Linked DNA regions of Homo sapiens: all the other regions are linked to region 2. The links are chromatin contacts, found by Hi-C or POLR2A ChIA-PET in ENCODE. All regions are on one chromosome and are shown on one strand. The core of a region is the stretch at or near the end of the contact, and the rest is flanking DNA. Distances in the headings are between cores, read along the strand shown.

Evidence for each region. A loop is a pair of places that touch in the nucleus more often than their neighbours do. ChIA-PET counts read pairs that join two places held with the same protein, here RNA polymerase II (POLR2A). Pooled maps may share reads with other maps.
Region 1: POLR2A ChIA-PET joins it to region 2 with 17 read pairs in MCF 10A. The contact joins the enhancer-like site here to the promoter of DSTN in region 2. POLR2A ChIA-PET finds 5 or more read pairs at or near these places in 2 of 52 experiments (MCF 10A and naive thymus-derived CD4-positive, alpha-beta T cell).
Region 3: a pooled map shows a loop between it and region 2 (21-fold over the local background). The contact joins the promoter of CFAP61 here to the promoter of DSTN in region 2. A Hi-C loop is called at or near these places in 5 of 50 pooled maps.

Annotation. Positions count from the first base shown.
Region 1 is chr20:19,973,200-19,976,515 of GRCh38, reverse strand. It overlaps RIN2 (Ras and Rab interactor 2), which reads right to left. Exons shown (of 13, transcript NM_018993.4): 9 at 729-1,862. Among named protein-coding and RNA genes, the nearest start is that of NAA20, 43 kb to the left of the region's middle. Within about 2 kb of position 1,800, at least 33 of the 41 ENCODE cell types and tissues checked have a DNase peak (open chromatin) inside an H3K27ac peak, as active enhancers do.
Region 2 is chr20:17,567,952-17,571,452 of GRCh38, reverse strand. DSTN (destrin, actin depolymerizing factor) reads right to left here and starts at 1,378. Exons shown (of 4, transcript NM_006870.4): 1 at 1,242-1,378. The coding sequence starts at 1,244. It also overlaps a transcript of BFSP1 not described here. RefSeq lists silencers at 938-1,227, 1,248-1,437 and an enhancer at 1,848-2,415.
Region 3 is chr20:20,050,763-20,054,248 of GRCh38, reverse strand. CFAP61 (cilia and flagella associated protein 61) reads right to left here and starts at 1,717. Exons shown (of 27, transcript NM_015585.4): 1 at 1,658-1,717. CRNKL1 (crooked neck pre-mRNA splicing factor 1) reads left to right here and starts at 1,783. Exons shown (of 14, transcript NM_001278628.2): 1 at 1,783-1,957. The coding sequence starts at 1,907. RefSeq lists a silencer at 1,309-1,358 and enhancers at 1,449-1,748, 1,759-1,928.

The DNA of each region.
Region 1 (3,316 bases), core at 551-3,050, 2.4 Mb before region 2:
TTCCCCTTGAAGTTGGAGAAAACACCTTTCATGTGACCTCCAAACTATGTTACTTATTTTAAAGTTACACAAAACAAACTTGTCTTTTTCAGTTTTTGCTTACTCCCAAGCCGTGCTGCTTACAGAAGTGTATGGGATGAGGAGCCAGCAGGATGGTAACCTTGAGGGAGAACAGGGGGCCCGGGGTCCCTAGATGCTGGTCAGGTTCTGCTTATCCAGGGGTTGGTAGTTGTCCCACAGGTAAGCTTGCGGTGGAAACTCATTCCAATGCATACGTGAGTTTTGTGCTCTCTGAACATATGCTACACCTCAATAAAAAGTTTACTTGCAACCAAGACAGAACAAAATACCCACTGCCTCTCAGAAGATAACAAAACTACCTTTGTATGTATGCACAGCCTGCAGAGAAGCACGCGTCCAGAAACACCCGGCACATGTAACACACACACGTTACCACAGCAGGCGGCAGCTGGACCCACAGAGGACCAAACTCCATCCCTGAACAGAATCACTGTGCAGCTCCAATCTGTCACTCCCGAAGACATTTTTGAGTCTGGCAGTCAGCAGCTACTTTGAGAAACTGATTTTTCCATTCAAACCGGGAGAGAAGGTGGAGCTGGGTGTTGTTTTGAACTTCGGAGTAAACTTCATAAAAAATAACAAACATAGGTTGCACTGCCCGGACAGAGTTACAATAGATTTTATATTTTAAAAAAGAGGGTACTTACCTATTTGGTCTTCAGGGATCAGCGACTCGATGGGGGGGTCCAGCTCCGAGCTCTGAGACAAATAGTTCTTGACCTGGGTCATGAACTGCCGGATGGTCTGCAGCATGTCGGTGCTGGACACGTGGCACTCCTTGTTCTCCTGCAGGAAGCTCACGTAGTCCTGCACTAAGCACCCGAAGTAGGTGCATTTGTCCCGGGAAAGCTCGGCGATCCTGCGGACCATCCGCTTCTCCGGGGTCATGAAGGAGCTGAACACCCCGCTCACCTTCTGCAGCTGGGACTTGACGAGCTTGGGCAGCACGAAGGAGCTGCTCCTTTTCTTTTTGGACTTGATGGGGGGCGCCATGGTCTCTTGGTCACTTTCCCCCTCGTAGTCCTCCAGGCTGCTGTTGGTGTCCGCCTCGTAGCCAAACAGAGGCATGCTCCGGTCGAACTCCAGCGAGTCGGAGGAGGAAGTAGAAATGCTCATGTCGCTCAGCCGCTGCCGGCCTCCATGGCACGGGGGCCGTGATTCAGAGCTGGGCGGCGGGGCCCTTGTGCAATCCCCCGGGGCGGCCTCAGGCGGGGCCCCACCTGGGCTGCCAGCTGTGCCCAGCTCCAGCTCCGGGCCTGCGCCCGGCCGGCCGCCGCTCAAGGTCTTTGCACCGCCCTCTGCTTCCAGAAAAGAAGCCTGCTTCTTCAGCCGGGGTGGAGGGATGGGAGTTGGTTTCGTTCCAGGCAGAGCTACGTTCCCATGTTTGTTATGGTTGACTGTTTCTGGCATGCTCGTCTGGGTTTCAGTCCTGGCCAGCCGAGGGCTTGTGTGGAGACTATTAATAGCGGGTGGCGGGGGCCTGGGTGGGGGGGACCGAGTCCGCTCCGTGCCATTCGCGTTGGGAGTCCTTGTGCTCGGCCGTTTCAGGCCTCCACTGAGGTCCTGGCTGTGCACTTTCAAGAAAAGGGGATTAATAAAGCACAGGGCCCCGTTGGTCTGGCTGCACTCCAGCTCTGAAGGCGTCCTGGTTTTGATAGAATGCACTCCATTTATAAGGCAGAGCTGACGCAGGGAGGCAGGACAGACACCGTCGGAGGAAAGAGGCCTATGGGGAGGTGGAAGGTTCGGGGGTTTGCTGTCAGCTGGGGAGCTCCAGAAATCTGAAAGTCATTATCAGTGAACACAAGAATGTAAATACGGTACACTCAGACCATTCCTTCACAAATTAAAAAAAGCACACTGCATGACAACGCGAGTCTTGCGGGGTGGGGTAGGGGGTGCGTTGTACTCAGGTTTACTGCATTCCTTTACTGGAAAGGGCAGAAAGGCTGCCAGGCCCAGCTGTGGGCTCACAGGAAGGCTCCAGGGGTCTGTCACCTTCAAAGCCCTGGAGAAATGGCTTGGCCAACATAGGATTCCAGCCCTGCCTTTTCACAGGTAAGTTGGAAGAAAAAAAGGAACTGGAATTGCTCCAGTATAAGCTCAAAAAAGGTCACTGGGGCTTCCTGACTTGCTTTACAAAAACTGAACCGACTTACAAAGCAACACCACCCTTTCCCAACAACTTCTCCTGGGATGCCCTCCACAGTGCAGCTGCCAGCCAAGGAATCGGGCCTTGAAGTTCCCCTTTAATGGGCAGGACCAGCAGCTGGGCCTGGGGGATGTTACACAATCTGCCTAGGGTTTTACACATTCAGCATTAAAACCACCAAAGGAGGAAAACTACATTCATGGGTCCCATCAGCAGAAAAACCACAGCAAGCTTAATGTGCAGTGCAGGCCCAACCATTTACCTTTGTGGTTTGGAGTCCCTCCTTCCCAAATCCTATATAACCTCCTCACCATGCTCATAAATATGCAATGCTCTGCGAAGTAGTGCAGATTGCTTATTGATCTGTACTGCCTGTGTCTCCTCTTGCAGATGAGTCTCAGTGTTCCATGTAAGTTGAGGGAGGTAGTGCTGTGATCAGTGGTGCCTGTTATAATTTCCATTTGGGATAGGTTATTCTTTTTTTTTTTTCCCTTGAGACGGAGTCTTGCTCTGTCGCCCAGGCTGGAGTGCAGTGGCACGATCTTGGCTCACTGCAACCACCACCTCCCAGGTTCAAGTGATTCTCCTTCCTCAGCCTCCCGAGTAGCTGGGACTACAGGCGCACACCACCACGCCTGGCTAATTTTGGTATTTTTAGGAGAGACGGGGTTTCACCATGTTTACCAGGCTGGTCTCCAACTCCTGAACTCAGGTGATCCACCTGCCTTGGCCTCCCAAAGTGCTGGGATTACAGGAGTGAGCCACTGTGCCTGGCCTGGAATGGGTTATTCTCTATCTCTAGCTATGCTTTGCAGTGTCTTTCTTTCCCATGGGCCCAGAATGGCTGGCCATGGGAGGACTGAGATGAAGCCCTTTGGGAGTCCTGGCTCTCCCTTGTCTGTGTGGTGACAGCCGTGTCACCTGCCTTATGTAATCTATCCTGTATCCCTCCTTCTCTCTCCCGACTCCCGCACTGTCCAACAAGAAAGCCAACAGCCACAGGTGGCTATTGAGCACTTGAAGTTGGCTAGTACAACCGAGGAAGTCAATATCAAATCTCATTCAGTGTCAATCAATTTAAAT
Region 2 (3,501 bases), core at 129-2,628:
TTACATACATATCTACAGTCATCAAGAAACTACCGGTTTATCTTTTCTTTCACTAAGGGGCCGCCTGCATGTTCACGGAAGTTGTAGTAACTTAAGAAAACCAAAACTGTTATACAGTGAAAACAGTTTGTATGCAGATAAGCTGGTACCAACTGCTTCTAGACAGATGCAATTACAGTGTAATATTTCTAGCAAAGTCTGGTAAGGCTACGCCTGCAAATCACTGACCAAAAATGGTAACAGTGTGTGCACACTAACGAAAACGACAAAATGTTCCAACTGATAGTTCAGTTGAGAATACGTTTTTAAATAGCTAATTAGAGTGACAGTGTAAAGGGGGAAAATATGTAAATTAAGCAAAATGTCCATCATATAGAATATACTAATGAGCACCTGTTTACTTTCTGGTGACTCCAGTATTTTAATGGTTTTTAAAGCTCTTAAATTTGGTTGTATCAGCATCCCAGCATCATGCCCACACCTTGCGCACCAAGTTCTGGCAGAGTCCAACTGTCTACAGGTCAGAAAAAAAATTCTAACCATACACGGACAGATCGGGCAGGGAAGGGTTAAAACAGACACTGCCAAGCTTGACAAGCACGACGAGAGTGCTGCTGGAAGCCGATTGCCAGATAAAAAGAAAAAAACAAAGGAGCTGCAAGGCCACCCCGTTCTAAATCATGCCAGGATCCTGCTCGTTAGCGATCATTCCGTGCTCTAGGACTGTTCCATAAAGGCTTTATCTTCCTTATTGAGATGGACAGACCTCAAGGGCTGGAACGCGCACAAGTCACCAAGCGCCTCAGCGCCAGCTCTGGGGAAACCCACGCCAACAAGGACGGTGGCCGGATTCCGACGCCCCCCGCCCCCCACTCCCCGGCCTCGGTGTGCAGACCCCCGGATGGATTTCACAGAGCGGGTGGGGGCGCTCGACCCCAGCCAGTTGTTGCAAGGCCGGGTCTGGAGACACCCGCAGAGGCCACGCTCAGGGCGGCGGCCTCGCCCCAGCTGGGAGCTGCGCAACAGCCGCGGATCCACCCCGGGGCGCGGGGGCCCAGCCAGGACGGCGGGAGACGGAGGCCCAGAGACCCCCCCTCACCCGCAGCCCGGACACTGCAGCCGGACCGGGTCCCTCCCCGGGCTGAGGCACGGCTCACCCCCTTAGCCCCGACTCCGCGGCGCCCCAGAGACACACTGCTCCCGGCCGCCTCGGCCCACGCCTCGGCCTCCCTCCTACTCACCATCTTCGCCGCGGCGGTCGCAGGGACGCGGGGGAGGGAGCCGGCGGGCAGCGAGTATGCAGACCGTCCTCCTCACGGCTGCGGGACCGAGAGACCCAGCGCTGAGCTGACGCGGCGGCGCGAGCTTACCCCGGGGCGGGCGCGCCTCAGGACGGAACGCGGCTGCGCACGTCACGCACCGCCTGCCGTTGCTACGCAACCAGCCGGCCAGGCAACGCCCCCCCGGCGGCTATCCAGAGTCTCGGAGGGGAGCTTCCCTCATCTGCTGAAGGCTGCGGGGCAGGGTCCGCCTCACCAGAAAGTGTTTAGGGGTGGGGGTGCGTCCTCTCTGGTCTGCAGGAGGCTAGAAGGCGGACTGGGCTGGCTCCTGCTGGCGAGGGGCGGGCAAAAGATGATGGGGGAGGGGTGGCCTTCCTTCGCCTCCTCGGCGGGGCCACCTGACGCCCCACCCACTGTGCAGGCATGGCCCGCGCGGGGAGGCAGCCACCTGGCCAGGTGTGCCTGCCGCTGGGGCGGGGCGAGGCCGTGGAGGGGAAAAGGAGGGGAGAGCCGGGGGAGAGGGGTACAGAGTGTGGGAAGGAGGGGGATTTGGAGGGGAGAGGCGAGGGGCACATAGTTGGGGGAGGAGGAGGATGGAGAGGGGAGGGAAGAGGTGAGGGAGAGGGGACAGTGTGGGGAGAGGAGGGGGATGTGGGGGGAGGGGCGAGGGGGCACTTAGTGGGGGAGGTGGGGGCAAGGGGAGAGGTGAGGGAGAGGGACACAGTGGTGGAAGGAGAGAGATGTTGGGGGTTGGGAGGGCAGGGCCCGAGGAGGGGGAACGCACTGGGGGAGGACCCACGGGAGCGGAGTCGCGGGCCGCGGCAGCGGGGACGCCTCCCGCATTTTTTACCTACTTTGGTGCGATTCCCGCCGCCCTCCCCTGATTGGCCCAGTCTGGCTTGTCCTGCCCTCGCGTGAGGGGAAAAAAGTCTGCACATTTTTCCTCCTTCCCGAGGCGACCGTGGCCATGCAGAGTGCTCTGTGAGTCACCGTTAATTTCAGGTCTGGAAAAACAAGGAGCATTTATTTATCTTTGGGAACTGCCGGGGAAGGAGGCCGGCGGCGCGCAGGGGTGTGGCTGGGAAAGGCCGCGCTGTCCCGGGACGGTGGCGCCAGCCCCGCCGCTCAGTTCTCCGGGTTTTTAATTTGGAATTGTGTTTTTCTAATGGGCGGTTGCGTCGGAAACACGGTTTTCAGAGGGCCCAGATGAATCCCAGCGTTTTTGCTGCGGGTGTTTTTGTGGGAAATAAAGGGAACAAAGAATTTTATAAATTAATTTAGGTTACCGAGAACATCATGGCCTCGACCAAAACTATTTTAATTCTCCAAATATGAGACTTTTGGACAAGATGGTCAGTATTTTTTTTTCCGGCACTACGTAAAATCTAGGTTGTATGTGGCTTTTGTTCTGCCCCACTCAACATAGGAACCCATTTCTCATTACCCTCGTTCTTTTTAAAAAAGACAGTAAGTTGTGCAGTTCTAAGCCTTTACCACCTGAGACATGATTTTTGGCGGGCTAGAGCAGTGGTTCTTTAGCATGCATCAGAATCACCTGGAAAAGTTGTTCAAAGCTAGATTTGTGTGCCCCATCCCCAAGGTTCCCTCACTGCTTCTAAGATGATGCTTGAGAATGGGCATTTCTAACAACTCCTAGGTGATGCTGAAGATGCCAGTCCGAGACCACACTCCTGAACTGAGAAGGAACCCCCCTGTATCCTCCTGCAGCTGGAACCCTTTGCTTTTCTGCCTGCCTAGGACCCTGTGGCCCTTACACTTCTTAATATTCAGACTTCCTTTCTAGTCCAAAAGTGAATGGTGCTCATTTAAGGATACATGCCTGCCTGCTTGCTCCAGCCTCTCCTGCATTTCGTCCTCCACTCTGCCACCAGAGTTAGGTCCAAACATAAGACTGGTCTTGTTACATTCTTGCTTAAAATTTGCTGTGGCTTCCTCCATAACCCTCAGCAGGTCAGTCTGGCCCGTCTGCCTCTGGCCTCAGCCTACTTTTTCTGCCCTATCTCCCATATCTTCCTAAGTGCCCACTGCCCCTCCCAGACGAAACTTCTCATTCCAGAACACCTCTTACTAGTTCTAACTACCTTGATCATGGGCCTGCTTATTTTTTCAGCCTGGGATGTTCCTATCACCCTTCGCATCTGAAGACTTCTCTTACCACTTCCCAAGGATCAATAGTAGTTCCTTCTTTTTTTTTTTTTCG
Region 3 (3,486 bases), core at 468-2,967, 2.5 Mb before region 2:
TAAAATGAAGATAAAATAAAGACAATTTCATACAAAGACTGAAAGAATTCAAAGAATCTTGTAGAAAGAACTAGGAGATGGTATATTCTGAGAAGAATAAAATCAGAAAGAAGTGGAATACAAGATTAAATGCTGGGAAATAAGAAGGTAAACATGAAGGTATATCTACAAAAGCATTGATGGCAAAAAGTAAGAAGGATAATACATTTTTCCTAAAAAAAAAAAAAAAAAAAAACAAACAAAAAAAACACACACAGAGATGAACTGAATTGCCAGACAACAGAAATGTAAGAGAGAAGGATGGTGATCAGAAGCAAAGTATTCTAGCATGTTTGTACTTTTGAGCAAAGGCAACAGATGATTAAACCAATGATTCATTTGGTAAATCAATTGTTTACAGTAACACATTTAAGGAAAATCACTTCAAAGAAACATCTTTTTAATATTTATTTATTTTGTTAGGTGGCTTTATGAAAGTGATATAAAATCTTCTCTATTTAAATTTTGAAAAGTGAGATAAAATATCTAAATAATATGGTTAATAAAGAGTTATGGCAAATACATTGATGTTGGTTATAACTGACTGCAGTTCTAGAAATCTGCATAAATCTTTTGTTGAAAGTAATATCTGCATTGGTAGACGTGATATTACTACATACATAAATATATATTTTCCCCAAACACCAAAAGAGCTTTGCAACTGTGGAAATTATCCTAACAAATGAGCTGCCAAGTCATGTCATTATACATTTGTCCAACCTCATAGAATGTACACCAAGAGTGAACCCTAATATAAACTATGAACTTTGGGTGATAATGATGTGTCAATGTAGGTTCAAGATTGTAACAAATGTACTGCTCTGGTGGAGGATATTTTTAAGAGTTGGAGGCTGTTAGAGGAGGGAAGAGGTACAATAATTGATAGCAGGAAGCTGTGGAGGGAGGAAATCTCTGTGTCTTCCACTTAATTTTGTTGTGAACCTAAAACTTCTCTAAAAATGTCTATTAAAAAAAATTCTCTTAACCTTTGCTTTTCAGTTTTTGAGGGCAGGTTAAGTATTATAACAGCTAACATCTACTGAGCATTTGTCTTTAATCCTAGTGAAACAGATGTTATTAGCCTTGTTTTATAGTTGAGGACATTGAGGCTAAGAAAATTTAACTAGAGTAATTAAGGCACACACAGAATTTAAACATGTTTCTTATCACAAGACTGAGTTGTTTTCCAGTTACTCTATTTATATTTTTTCCTAATATCTGGCTTCAAAGTACCTTCTGTTATTTTTAATTCCAAGCCTTAGAGTTAATTATTTGGGCACCTTAGAATTATTTGGGCACAACTGTCCCGAAACCAGAAACGAGGGGGCGTGGACCCAGAGACTACTAGAATGCAATGCTCGAGGCATTGCAGCCTAAAAGGGCGGCAGCTCGCCCCGTCGCATGCTGGGAATGGTAGTTTCCTCGCTCTCCCTTCTTCCCCCGCCCTCGAGCATCCAGATTGGAGCTCCGTTCTTACTCCCTTGCAGGGCGCCACGGCTCGACAGAGCCACTCGTCCTCGCCTGGTCATCCCAGTTCCGGAGGCTGACCTGGGGATGCGCCCTGGACGCCCTGCACCGCAGTCCTTGCGTCGCTGCTAGTCAGCACGGCGTTACCCACCTCATCCGCAGCTCCAGGACGCCGCACTCCACGCGCTGCCGCAAGGAGGACGCGCAGCCTGGTCACCATGGAAACGGTGCCGCCTCCGTCACGGCTCAAGCGAGAGGTCAAAGGTCAGTCCTGCAAGTTCCGCTTCCGGTTCCGAGATCCTGTTTGTTTTCTGAAAGCTTTGTGGTTTCGGTGAGCTCTCAGAGCCGATTTCTAGCGTCCGTGCCGGGGACAGGTGTCCAGAGGTCGACTGCTGCAGACATGGCGGCCTCCACCGCGGCCGGGAAGCAGCGGATTCCCAAAGTGGCCAAGGTAGGCGATCGCGAGGGGCCTTGTAGGAGGTGGCCTAGGAAAGGGGCATCCCTCAGCCCTGAGGGTGCCCGGGTTGGGAGAGAGTGTTCCCGCCGGGGAGAAGGCTCACCCTGAGAGATGGAGAGGAAGGGCAGCTGGTGGTGGGGCGCGGGCTCTTGTCATCGCGGAGCACGACCCGCGTTGGCGTGGCCTTCGTTCTGGGGTGGTTTTGCTGGGGAGTGGAGTGGGGTGGTTCGGTGAAGATTTACTGAGCCAGGCACTGCACTGGGCGCTGGGAAGCTACGCTCGTACGCTGGCCACAAGCAGTACTCAAAACACGAGTTTCTGTATAAAGACGACCTTGCTAGATGTTACCGAGAGGCAAAGTAGAATATGCCATGGGCGTGAATAAGGGGGTCGTATGAAGGGGTCCTGAAAGTAAATTTTGCTGAGGAAATGACCTTTAAGCTGAGACTTGAAGGCTGAATAGGAGTTAGCCCAGCTGACAGCGGAGGGCGAGAGTAGACGGTAGGAGTAGTATAGTATCATAAGTTAATTAAACAGTAGACTTACTATCTGGTATTTCCTTTGATAGCTAATACTTACCAAGTGCTTAATATGTGGCAGACTTTGAAGCCTTTACAGATACCCTCCCTCCAGTCTTTCTTGAGCCCGGATGACTCTCTTGAACTGGACCTTTACATAACTATTTGTCTGACTCGCAGGAGTAATGCATATAGAGCAAGTAACACTGTGTCTGGCACTTAGTGCTTATTAAATATGAGCTATCACCATTATCATCATTACTCCACATGTGGCATTAAGTAACATTTTTTATAATTCAGCTACATAAACTTTTATTGGGCATCACTGGTCCAATGGAAATATAATGCACACCACATATGAAATTTTAAATTTTCTCATATCTACATTAAAAAGTAAAAACAAAGCAAAAAAGTGAAATTAATTTTGATAATATATATTTTATTTGAGCTAATGTATCCAAAATATTATCATTTCAACATGTAATCGGTATAAAAAATGTAATGAGGTAGTTTATTCTTTTTTATACTTCATCTTCAAAACCAATGTGTATTTTACACTTACAGTCCACCTCAATTTGTACTCACCACATGTGACTCATAGCTACTGTGTTGGACAGCACAGCTCTAAGCTACGTTAGACTGTAAGCTTCTAAGACCTCAAGAAGCTTACAGTCTAATGATGAGAACTTACTGAAATTGCCTTTGACTTGAAGTGCCATGTAAAACCAAACCCAGTTATACACCGGGGCATTAAATAAGTTGAAGAATTCTGTAAATGCAGGTTGTAATGCTGTTAATAAGATGTGCTACACATTTTGATAAAACAAAACCTCTGGTCAGAATTTTACCTAGACGGCCTCAAAGTTTATTATTATACTCATCTAAAAGGGAAAACTTGCTATTATTTTTGCCACCTTTTTCTCTTGAGACTTTTACCTATGGCTTTGCAGTAGATACTATGAATAAGAGAGAAAACGGTATTTTTTTTTTCTTTTCAGTCTCATG